Linked DNA regions of Homo sapiens: region 1 is linked to region 2. A link is an interaction called in ENCODE POLR2A ChIA-PET data of the cell type or tissue named here. Cell type or tissue: B cell. All regions are shown on one strand. Links, peaks and the distances in the headings refer to the core of each region. The heading gives the core; the rest is flanking DNA.

Evidence for each region. Peaks named below come from ENCODE experiments on the same cell type or tissue, not always from the same donor. Only the 100,000 strongest peaks of a DNase experiment are listed, where the experiment ranks them.
Region 1: POLR2A ChIA-PET joins it to region 2 with 16 read pairs; 1 of 35 experiments calls an interaction of 5 or more read pairs at or near these places.

Annotation. Positions count from the first base shown.
Region 1 is chr19:39,821,711-39,827,074 of GRCh38, reverse strand. It overlaps DYRK1B (dual specificity tyrosine phosphorylation regulated kinase 1B), which reads left to right. Exons shown (of 11, transcript NM_004714.3): 9 at 88-403; 10 at 789-895; 11 at 989-1,725. The coding sequence ends at 1,360. Among named protein-coding and RNA genes, the nearest start is that of MIR6719, 5.4 kb to the left of the region's middle. RefSeq lists enhancers at 1,276-2,260, 2,403-2,792, 2,261-3,247. In B cell, for the core only: no CTCF peak of the experiment used is centred there; a DNase peak (open chromatin) is centred at 2,414; H3K4me3 peaks cover 1,364 bases; H3K27ac peaks cover 1,834 bases.
Region 2 is chr19:38,212,049-38,217,412 of GRCh38, reverse strand. DPF1 (double PHD fingers 1) reads left to right here. Exons shown (of 12, transcript NM_001135155.3): 8 at 1,010-1,060; 9 at 1,154-1,273; 10 at 3,657-3,769; 11 at 5,052-5,133; 12 at 5,280-5,364. The coding sequence ends at 5,350. Among named protein-coding and RNA genes, the nearest start is that of DPF1, 9.5 kb to the left of the region's middle. RefSeq lists an enhancer at 1-265. In B cell, for the core only: no CTCF peak of the experiment used is centred there; DNase peaks (open chromatin) are centred at 3,182 and 3,262; H3K27me3 peaks cover 2,021 bases.

The sequences.
Region 1 (5,364 bases), core at 208-5,207, 1.6 Mb before region 2:
GCCTCTGTTTCCCCGTGTGTGTCTCCCTGCCCCTCCTGCCCACTGACGGCCACTCTCTTGCCCCCCCTCCCACCCCCTCCCTGCCAGGATTACCAGGGCCCCGGGACACGGCGGCTGCAGGAGGTGCTGGGCGTGCAGACGGGCGGGCCCGGGGGCCGGCGGGCGGGGGAGCCGGGCCACAGCCCCGCCGACTACCTCCGCTTCCAGGACCTGGTGCTGCGCATGCTGGAGTATGAGCCCGCCGCCCGCATCAGCCCCCTGGGGGCTCTGCAGCACGGCTTCTTCCGCCGCACGGCCGACGAGGCCACCAACACGGGCCCGGCAGGCAGCAGTGCCTCCACCTCGCCCGCGCCCCTCGACACCTGCCCCTCTTCCAGCACCGCCAGCTCCATCTCCAGTTCTGGTGGGTGCCCAGGTGCCCAAATGGGGTACAACGGGTGGGGGCTGCTCAGGTTTGGCCTGTCCTGGGGGACCTGGTTACTGGGTCTTCACACAAAGCGCCGAAACTGATCCTGAACTGTAAGATGACGTGTGGGATGGGAGAGCTCCAACTGGCCCTGACACAATCACTGAAATTGGGCTCAGAGCCCTGAAACTGGTTCTGACTCTAAAACCCAAAACTGAATTCCAACCCAGAATCTCAGAATTGGGCCCGGTGCTTCAGATGGGCTCTGCTCTTGAAGCCTGAACCTGAGCCTGGGCCGTGACCTTCCCTCAGCCATCCCAAAACCCACTCGCCACCTTCTCTCACCTTATGCCCCTTCACCTCTCCTCCCTGGCACTTCCAGGAGGCTCCAGTGGCTCCTCCAGTGACAACCGGACCTACCGCTACAGCAACCGATATTGTGGGGGCCCTGGGCCCCCTATCACAGACTGTGAGATGAACAGCCCCCAGGTAATGGGGCTTTGGGGGCTTTGGAGGTGGGTGGTGGTGCCTGGGGCTTAGAGACCAGGGTCTCCATCACCCATGGCTCCTTTGCTTTTTTAGGTCCCACCCTCCCAGCCGCTGCGGCCCTGGGCAGGGGGTGATGTGCCCCACAAGACACATCAAGCCCCTGCCTCTGCCTCGTCACTGCCTGGGACCGGGGCCCAGTTACCCCCCCAGCCCCGATACCTTGGTCGTCCCCCATCACCAACCTCACCACCACCCCCGGAGCTGATGGATGTGAGCCTGGTGGGCGGCCCTGCTGACTGCTCCCCACCTCACCCAGCGCCTGCCCCCCAGCACCCGGCTGCCTCAGCCCTCCGGACTCGGATGACTGGAGGTCGTCCACCCCTCCCGCCTCCTGATGACCCTGCCACTCTGGGGCCTCACCTGGGCCTCCGTGGTGTACCCCAGAGCACAGCAGCCAGCTCGTGACCCTGCCCCCTCCCTGGGGCCCCTCCTGAAGCCATACCCTCCCCCATCTGGGGGCCCTGGGCTCCCATCCTCATCTCTCTCCTTGACTGGAATTGCTGCTACCCAGCTGGGGTGGGTGAGGCCTGCACTGATTGGGGCCTGGGGCAGGGGGGTCAAGGAGAGGGTTTTGGCCGCTCCCTCCCCACTAAGGACTGGACCCTTGGGCCCCTCTCCCCCTTTTTTTCTATTTATTGTACCAAAGACAGTGGTGGTCCGGTGGAGGGAAGACCCCCCCTCACCCCAGGACCCTAGGAGGGGGTGGGGGCAGGTAGGGGGAGATGGCCTTGCTCCTCCTCGCTGTACCCCCAGTAAAGAGCTTTCTCACATGCCTGCCTGAGCGTTTGCAGGGCCTCGGCTCCCCTCACCCGACCCTCAGAGGCATGGTGGGGAAGGGGGTTTGCGGAGGGGGTGCTGGAGGAGCTCTGGTGTGGAGACGTCTCGTGGGGAAGCTGTGGCGCGTGTTGCAGGCATGAGTCTGCAGGTCTGGGGCATCAGCATTCTAGATAGATCGTGGACAGGATCCTGGCCTACATTTGCCTTTTCCTGGGTAAATAGACCCTGAAAGGGTAAAGGTTCAGCTCTGGCCTGTCTCTGGGAAACAGGTGCCCTAATAAGCCGGGGCGTCCGCAGACTTAGCACAAGAGTGGCTCCTCATGCCAAGCAGGCGTCCAGTAGCAGCTGAGTACACTTAGGAGGCTTTGTTGGTGCCATCTGGGGAACAGGCAGACAATAGGTACAGACTCTGTCCCCACGTGTACTGTCCAGCTCTTTGGAATCATCGCGAAACAAAGAGTTTTGAGATTCTGAGACAAAAAGATTTTCCCGGGGTTCCAGGTAAGTGGTCCTGTTTCCACGGTAATTTGGAAATGTACGTCTCCCAACCGGCCAATCAAGAGCCCAGTTCAAAGGGTACCGTCTGCCACCACTGGGGCTCGGCGCTTTGTGGGAAATGAAGTTCTACTTAGCAATCGCTTTCTGCGGTGTTCGTTGGGGAACTACAGCAACCAGAGTTCTTTTCTCTCAGGCTTGGGGGCGGGTTTTCAGGCAGCCAATGAGCAGTCTGAGGTCCCGGGGCCTGGATGTTCATGGTGTTTAGGAGAGGGAGAGAAGGCTGTGACTGGGTGGCTTTGGCGCAGGTGTTGAGGTCTCCGAGGTGTGCAGAAGGTGGGTGCGGCGCCGTCCCGGGAGAGAGTGCCGGTTGTCGCTCACAGTTCCAGAGCGGGCAGTAGACGCCGAGGCCTGAAGAGGCCCCAGCACGCGGACATCACTGGCCGCTGTGCCTGGCCCGGCTTGCGGGAAGCCCCGCTCAGTGGGAGAGACAGGCAAGACCCCGTTGCGGACCTATGTATGTTCACTAATGGAGGCGGCATGGAACGCGGTGGGAACCCGAGGAGACCTTGGTAGGAAGATCATCCCGGAAGACTAGGAGCTGTCTGAGCTGAGACCTGAAGACGGAAGGATGTTTTGGGGGTCGGGGGCGGTGTGGTGGAATGGTTTGCGCAAAGGCAGAGAGAAACAGCCTGTTGTGTGAACATGGACTGCAGGCGATCTGGTGTTGGTGATCATACTGAAAATTCTGTATGAATGAGATGTGGAAGATTTTCTTGATCATTTAGGGACCTTGGATTTTGTCCTGAGAGCAATGAAGAGCCATGGGAGGATTTTTAGTAGGGAAGGGGTACGGCCCAGTTTGCTGTGACATGAGAATAGATTAACGGGAAAGTGACTGGGGTCAGGAAACCCAGGGTGGCAGATGTGACAGATTCCTAGGCAAGAGGTGTTGGGAATGGATCAGGGCAGGGGCCACCGTAGGGAGGGCAAGAGGGGATGGGAGAGACGTCCAGAAGGTTGACAGGCTGTGTGGGAGGGGGAGGCGGAGAGGAGTGGAGAAGGGATATCTCCAGCGCGTAGAGCAGATGCTCAGTGGCTAATGTCTTGAATGAACAATCCTAGGAGGCAGGTGCTGATGTGATCTCCCATTTGTAAATGATACCTAGGACAGAAAAGTTTAGGTAACTTGACCATTATCAATACCTAGGAAGGGGAGGGCCCAGGATGTGTGTGTGTGTGTGTGTGTGTGTGTGTGTGTGTGTGTGCGCGCGTACCATTAACTTACCAAGGAGACATCAGCAGGGCCAGATCACGTAGGTCTTGTGAGGAATTTGGGAGAGGCATGGAAATGTATATGTCACTTTTTTTTTTTTTTTTTTTTTTTAGACGGAGTCTCACTCTGTCTCCAGGCTGTAGTGCAGTGGCGTGATCTCGGCTCACTGCAACCTCCGCCTCCCGGGTTCAAGCAATTCTCCTGCCTCAGCCTCCCGAGTAGCTGGGACTACAGGCACACGCCACCATGCCCAGCTAATTTTTGTATTTTTAGTGGAGACTGGATTTCACCATGTTGGCCAGGATGGTCTTGATCTCTTGACCTTGTGATCTGCCTGCCTCGGCCTCCCATTATGTGTCACATTTCTATGTCCATCCCAGAATCTCTCCCCTGAGCTCCTGACTGGCTGCCTTCCTCATAACCTGTTGGTAATCTAGAGGTATCTCCAGAGTAATTTTGATCAAATTGAGCTCCTGCTCCTTTCCCCAAAATTTTTTCCCTGCATGTTCATCTCAGTAAATGCTCCCCCCATCCTCTCCAGGCCCAAACCACTGGAATTGTCCTTTACTCCTCTTTCTGTCTTATATTCATGTCTGTCAGCTAATATACCTGACCACTTCTCCCCACCTTCACTCCTGTCCACCCTTATCTCCTTCACAGACCATTATGGCAGGCTCCTCAGTGATCTCTCTGCTCTCACCCCTGCCCCCAGAGTGTTCCTTACATGCAGCTGGAGGGATGCTGTGAGCACCTGTATCAGGTCATATCCCTCCCCCGCTCAGAACACTTCCAAGGCTACATCTTGCTCGGGGTAAAACCCAGAGTCCTCTGCAAGGCCCTGCATTGTCTGCCCTCATCACCTCTCTGACATCATCTACTCTTCTTACTCCCTGTGCTCCAGCCACACTGGCCCGAGGGCCTTTGTGCTTGCTCTTTTCTTTGCCTAAAGAACTCATCTATCAAATAGCCCAGACTTGTTCCTTCCTCTTTAGGTCTCTCCTGAGATGTCACTGCCTTCCTGAGATCTTCCCTCACCACCCTTCTAAATTTGTGACTTATAGTCACATCTATCTTTGCTTCTTTAACTTTATCCTTAGCATTAATCATATTACTGTTTAACACTCTGTAGAATTTATCTGTGTTTATGGTCTGTCTCCCCTGACCCTTACCTCTAGGAGACTGTTGACTTCATCAGGGAAGGGGCTTTTGTCTACTTCCTCCGTTATCTCCAACACATAGAAAAGTGCTTGGCACACAGTTAGGGCTCAGTAACTACTTATCAAATAAACTATTGAAGAGCACATATCTGGATCCCAGCATGGCGGGGACTCTGCCGATCCCCTTTCTACAGAACTCCAAGGAGCTGCCTTAAAGTTTTCTGAGGGCTCAAGATATTCAACAAGTATTTCACCTTGCCTCTTCTTTCTCCTCAGCATTGGGAACACAGAAGAGAACAAAATATTCCCCTACCCCTATAGAACCTACAGTAATAGGGACAGTAATTTAGACTATCAAATAATCACACGTGTGAAATTACCAAGAAAGGTAGAGAGTGTTATAAGAATACTTGATAGGAAATCAAATCCGGATCCTAGGAAATGAGGTTTGAGGTGATGAAGGAGTAGGCATTAACTCCTTTAAGAGATAAGAGTTTGGGATGGTTGGAGCCTAGAGGCTGATGCAGAGCAAGAGGTCAGACCTTGTGTATGCCATAAGGAGTTTGGGTGTTTACCCCACATGTAGTGGGAAGTTGTAGAATTTTAAGCTGGGGACAGGAGCGTGGTCAGGTGTTTGTGTGTGTGTGTATGTGTGTGTGTGTGTTTCCTTCTAAAATTCTTCACACTAAAGTGTACTTTAAAAG
Region 2 (5,364 bases), core at 238-5,237:
GAAGAGGAGCCCAGCTGGGGGTGGGGGTGGGGGGGCATTAGACATTTCTGGAAAATCTCCAGCTCAGCCGTTCCCTCCCCCCACCGACCATGGGGATGCTGGCTCCGGGGTTGCCATGGCAACCAACCATCGCTCCTTCGCTCCTGGCCGGGCGTAATATTTCTGGGTCTGATTTATTGTTTCAATTAGAGCTTGGGGAGGGGGGGTGATAGATGGCTCCCCTCCCGCCCTGCCTTCCCTTTCTCCTTTCTCTGCTAAGCTTTGGTCAAGGGGCAGGGTCTGTGGCCTGGGAGCCCTTGGCTTCCGCCCTTGCCAATCCCATGCCAGTTCTGACAGCTGAAGGATGGGGGAGGGGAGGAGGGTTTGGGAGAGGCAGTAGGGAGACACTGTCTTCCCACCTATCTCTCAGAGGCAGAGGCTGAGTGTCTTCACCCCTGGCCACTACACACCCACGCACCTCAGTGTTCGGAGTTTTTCTTCCGAGTGTCTGTTTCCATACCAGATCTTGGCTGGGGTACTCGCTGAATTTGTTAGATACAAATTACTGAGGGTGCAGTTGGGAGTGGCTGGCTGGGAGACATGTATGTGAGAAGGGAGGCAGGGAGCCCTTCCTCAAGCTGTCTACCAAGTTTTGACCCAATAAAGAGGACATGTCAGTTGTCTCAAGGAGTTGGGAATCCTGGCTGGGTGCAGTGGCTCACGCTTATAATCCCGCCACTTTGTGGCAGTGGCCGAGGTGGGAGGATCACTGGAGGCCAGGAGTTGGAGACCAGCCTGGGCAACATACCAAGACCCTGCCTTTATTTTTAATTGAAAAAAAAATTTAAAAAGGCAGAGTTGGGAGTCCCGATGAGAACTGTTTTCACCTCTCCCCACAGCTTGGGGTAGCTACTCACTCTTCCCAGCTCCCCACGCCTGGACTAAGAGGTCCATCCTTGGGGCTGAGGCTGGGGGCAGGGTGGAGCCTTGCCTGTGGTGAGAGTCCCTCTCTCTGTCCCCCCTACCCCAGAGTTTTACAAAGAATTGGCCTGGGTCCCTGAGGCACAAAGGAAACACACAGGTACGGATGCCTCCTTCTGCTCCTAAAGTCTGCAGCCACCTTTGCGGGGTGCCCTTGCCTGCCCCGTGCCAATGCCTGTCTGCTGTCTTGCAGCCAAGAAGGCGCCCGACGGCACTGTCATCCCCAACGGCTACTGTGACTTCTGCCTGGGGGGCTCCAAGAAGACGGGGTGTCCCGAGGACCTCATCTCCTGTGCGGACTGTGGGCGATCAGGTGATGCTCCCCACCTGAGGTTTCTGGGGGCCGGGTGCAGAGGACATTCAGGAGTGCAGACCTGGAGGGAGGGAGGCAAGGCGGTGAGGACCGAGGGGACCCGGAGCATGTAGGGGATACTGTGGATAACCAGAGCTAGCGAGGCTGATGCAACTGCTGAGGATTGTGGGAATTGGGTCGGATCAGTGAGGCTTTAGGGATAATGGGATGTGGCTCTCATGGCACTGTGGGTAGCTGCCTGTGCTTAGCATGGCATCAAGAGTAGTGAGAGGCCAGGTGTGGTGGCTCACGCCTGTAATCCCAGCACTTTGGGAGGCAGAGGTGGGAGGATCACTTGAGGCCAGGAATTTGAGACCAGCCTGAGCAACATAGCAAGACCCCCATCTCTACAAAAAATTTAAAAATTATCCAGGTGTGTTGTTGTGCACCTGTAATCCCAGCAACTCAGGAGGCTGAGGCCGGAGGCTCCCTTGAGCCCAGGAGTTTGAGACCAGCCTGGGCAACATAGTGAGATCCCATCTATATATAAAAAAAGTTAGCTGGGCATGGTGTTGCACCCCATTAGCCCCAGCTACTCGGGAGGCTGAAGTGGGAGGCTCGCTTGAGCCCAGAAGGTTTTTGTTTTGTTTTGTTTTGTTTTGTTTTTTGAGACAGAGTCTCCCTCTGTCACCCAGGCTGGAGTGCATTGGCATGATCTTGGCTCACTGCAACCTCCGCCTCCTGGGTTCAAGTGATTCTTGTGCTTCAGCCTCCCGAGTAGCTAGGATTACAGGCACCCGCCACCATGCCTGGCTAATTTTTAATATTTTTAGTAGAGACGGGGGTTTCACCATGTTGGCCAGGCTGGTCTCAAACTCCTGACCTCAGGTGATCTGCCTGCCTTGACCTCCCAAAGTGCTGGGATTACAGGCGTGAGCCACCGCAGCACCCAGCCCCTTGAATCTGGGAGTTTTTGACTAGCCAGGGCAACATAATGAGAGCCCATCTATTAAAAAAAAAATAGGCCAGGCTGGGTGATGTGGCTCACATCTGTAATCCCAGCACTTTGGGAGGCTGGGGCGAGCAGATCATGAGGTCAAGAGATCAAGACCATCCTGGCCAACATGGTGAAACCCCATCTCTATAAAAATACAAAATTTAGCTGGGTGTGGTGGTGCGTGCCTGTAGTTCCAGCTACTCCGGAGGCTGAGGCAGGAGAATCGCTTGAACCCGGGGCTCAGAGGTTGCCATGAGCCAAGATTGCACCACTGCACTCCACCCTGGGTATCAGAGCAAGACTCCGTCTCAAAAAAAAAAAAAAAAAAAAAAGGCTGGGCATAGTTTCGCACCCCATTAGTCCCAGCTACTCGGGAGGCTGAGGTGGGAGGATCGCTGGAGCCTGGGAGGTCAAGGCTGCAGAGTGCACTGTGATGGTGCCACTATGCTGCAGCCTGGGCAACAGAGTGAGACCTTGTTTCAAAAACCAAAACAAGACAAAAGGAGTAGCAAGAGACAGGGGCCAAGGCATGGCAGGTAGTGGGCTGTGTGGTGTGAGTGACGGACACCACCACCTGGGCACCGGTAGCAGGATGAGCTCGCCATAGAGTTGTGGTTAACAGAATGTGGTTTCCCATGGTGGGCTTGTGGGCAATATAGACTCTGGTTGCCTCAGCACAGTAGGTCATGAATTGTGGTTGTCGTGGCATCATGGGTAGTGAAATATGGTTGTCATGGCAACTCAGTATAATGGAATGTAGTTGTGATGGCACCGGGGCCGTGGTTGCAGGGGGCGGGCGCCATGGGTCGTGGCTGCAGGTAGCGGCTGCGGGTGTCTCTGCAGCGGGGCTGTGGAATGACTAAGCCTGGCGCTGCACAGTGCTGTGATGTGAGTAACAGTTTTGTTGCTGGGGCACCAAGTGGAATGGACTTCAGTTGCATGAAACCGAAGTGTGGGGACCCCGTTGTGGAAGGTGGTTGCCATGGCATTGTGGCTGGGAGAGTGTGGTTGCCACGTTGCTGTGGTTAACAGGACCCCTGGCCGTTCTGCTGTGGGTAATGGAAAGTGGCTGTCTCAGCACGGTGGTTAACAGAATGTGGTTGCCACGGTGTTGTGGGTGGTAGAAAGTGGTTGGCACAGCACTGTGGGTAATGGAATGCGGTTGCCATGGCGTTCTGGGGAGCAGAGTGTGGTTGCCATGGTGGTTGTGGTAGGAGACTGTGGTGGCCGGGGGACTGCTGCCGGCCACGTGGTTGCTGGGCAGGTGTGGGGTCAGGCTGTGGATCCCGGCAGCTCATCCTGGCGTCATGAGCCAGGGGTAGGGGCTGAGCTATGGCTCCCCTGCCGGTCAGTGCCCACCAGGGGCACGGTGACCTCCTAACTGCACCCCTGCCCCTTGGCCCCCAGGACACCCCTCGTGTTTACAATTCACGGTGAACATGACGGCAGCCGTGCGGACCTACCGCTGGCAGTGCATCGAGTGCAAATCCTGCAGCCTGTGCGGAACCTCCGAGAACGACGTGAGTGCCGCCCGCCCCCCGCGTGCCCTGCTGCCCGCCCCGCCTGGCACGTCCACCTCTGCCCCTTAAGCCTAAAGCCTGTGCCTGAGCCTTCCCTGGTGAACACCAGTCCCCTGTGTTATCATTATGCCGGTGTCCATAAATCGAACCTGGCCCTTTTTCCTCTTCATCTCTCTGGATCCTCCCAACCACCCTCTGAAGCAGGTGGTCTTGTTTCCACTTCACAGGGAAGAAACTGAGCTCAGAGAGGGAAAGAGACCTGCCCAGGGTCAGCCAGCTAGGGAAATGGCAGAGCTGAGATTTAAAGCCATGACCACTGCTGGCAGAGCTGGTATCAGATCATCTTAGGGTTGTTTAAAGCCTTCCACAGGCGGAGCGCGGTGGCTCACGCCTGGAATCCCAGCACTCTGGGAGGCTGAGGTGGGTGGACCACCTGAGATCAGGAGTTTGAGACCAGCCTGGCCAACGTGGTGAAACCCCATCTCTACAAAAATACAGAAATTAGCTGGGTGCCTGTAATCCCAGCTACTCGGGAGGCTGAGGCAGGAGAATGGCTTGAGCCCAGGAGGTGGAGATTGCAGTGAGCCGAGATGGCGCCACTGCACACTCCAGCCTGGGTGACAGAGCGAGATTCCGTCTCAAAAAAAAAAAAAACAAACAAAAACAAAAGCCATGACCGTTTCTGGCAGAGCTGCTATCAGATCATCTTGGTGTCATTTAAACTTCCCACAGACCGGGAGCGGTGGCCCACCTGTGTAATCCCAGCACTTTGGGAGGCTGAGGAATTTTGAGCCCAGGAGTTCTAGACCAGACCAGCCTGGGCAACATAGTGAGACTCCCGTCTCAAAAAAAAAAAAAAAAAAAAAAAAGTCGTGCATGGTGGCGCACACCTGTAGTCCCAGCTCAGGAGACTGAGGCAGGAGAATCACTTGAGCCCCAAGGAGTGTGAGGCTGCAGTGAGCTGTGACTGCACCACCGCACTTCCAGCCTGGGCAACAGGGTAGGACCCTGTCTCTAAAAATATAAAATAATAATAATAATAAGCCTTCCACAGAGCCTTATAAAACCCCCACTATAAATCGCAAAGGGACTGTCCTGAGGGATATGTGTTTGGCTAAGCAGTGTTGCGCACACATTTCCTGCTGCAAAGACCTTCTCAGAACCTTTCTCGGAAGGCCTCACCTCCCCCAGCCCCCTTGACCTAGCCCCTGCCCCAGCCCCCCACCCCCGTTTCTGGTGCCCGTGCCCCCAGGGTGCCAGCTGGGCGGGTCTCACCCCCCAGGACCAGCTGCTGTTTTGTGATGACTGCGATCGGGGTTACCACATGTACTGCCTGAGTCCCCCCATGGCGGAGCCCCCGGAAGGTGAGAGGAGAGGTGGGCATCCCATGGGGCGGGTGGGTGGGAACGCCATCTCCTGGTTGTGGAAGACTGTGTGTCCTCGGGGTGGGAAGGGGCTGGGGCAGCCCTCCCGGACCCGGGCCTGACTTCAGCTTCGGCTGCCCCCGCAGGGAGCTGGAGCTGTCACCTCTGTCTCCGGCACCTGAAGGAAAAGGCTTCTGCTTACATCACCCTCACCTAGGCCGGCTCGGCTCG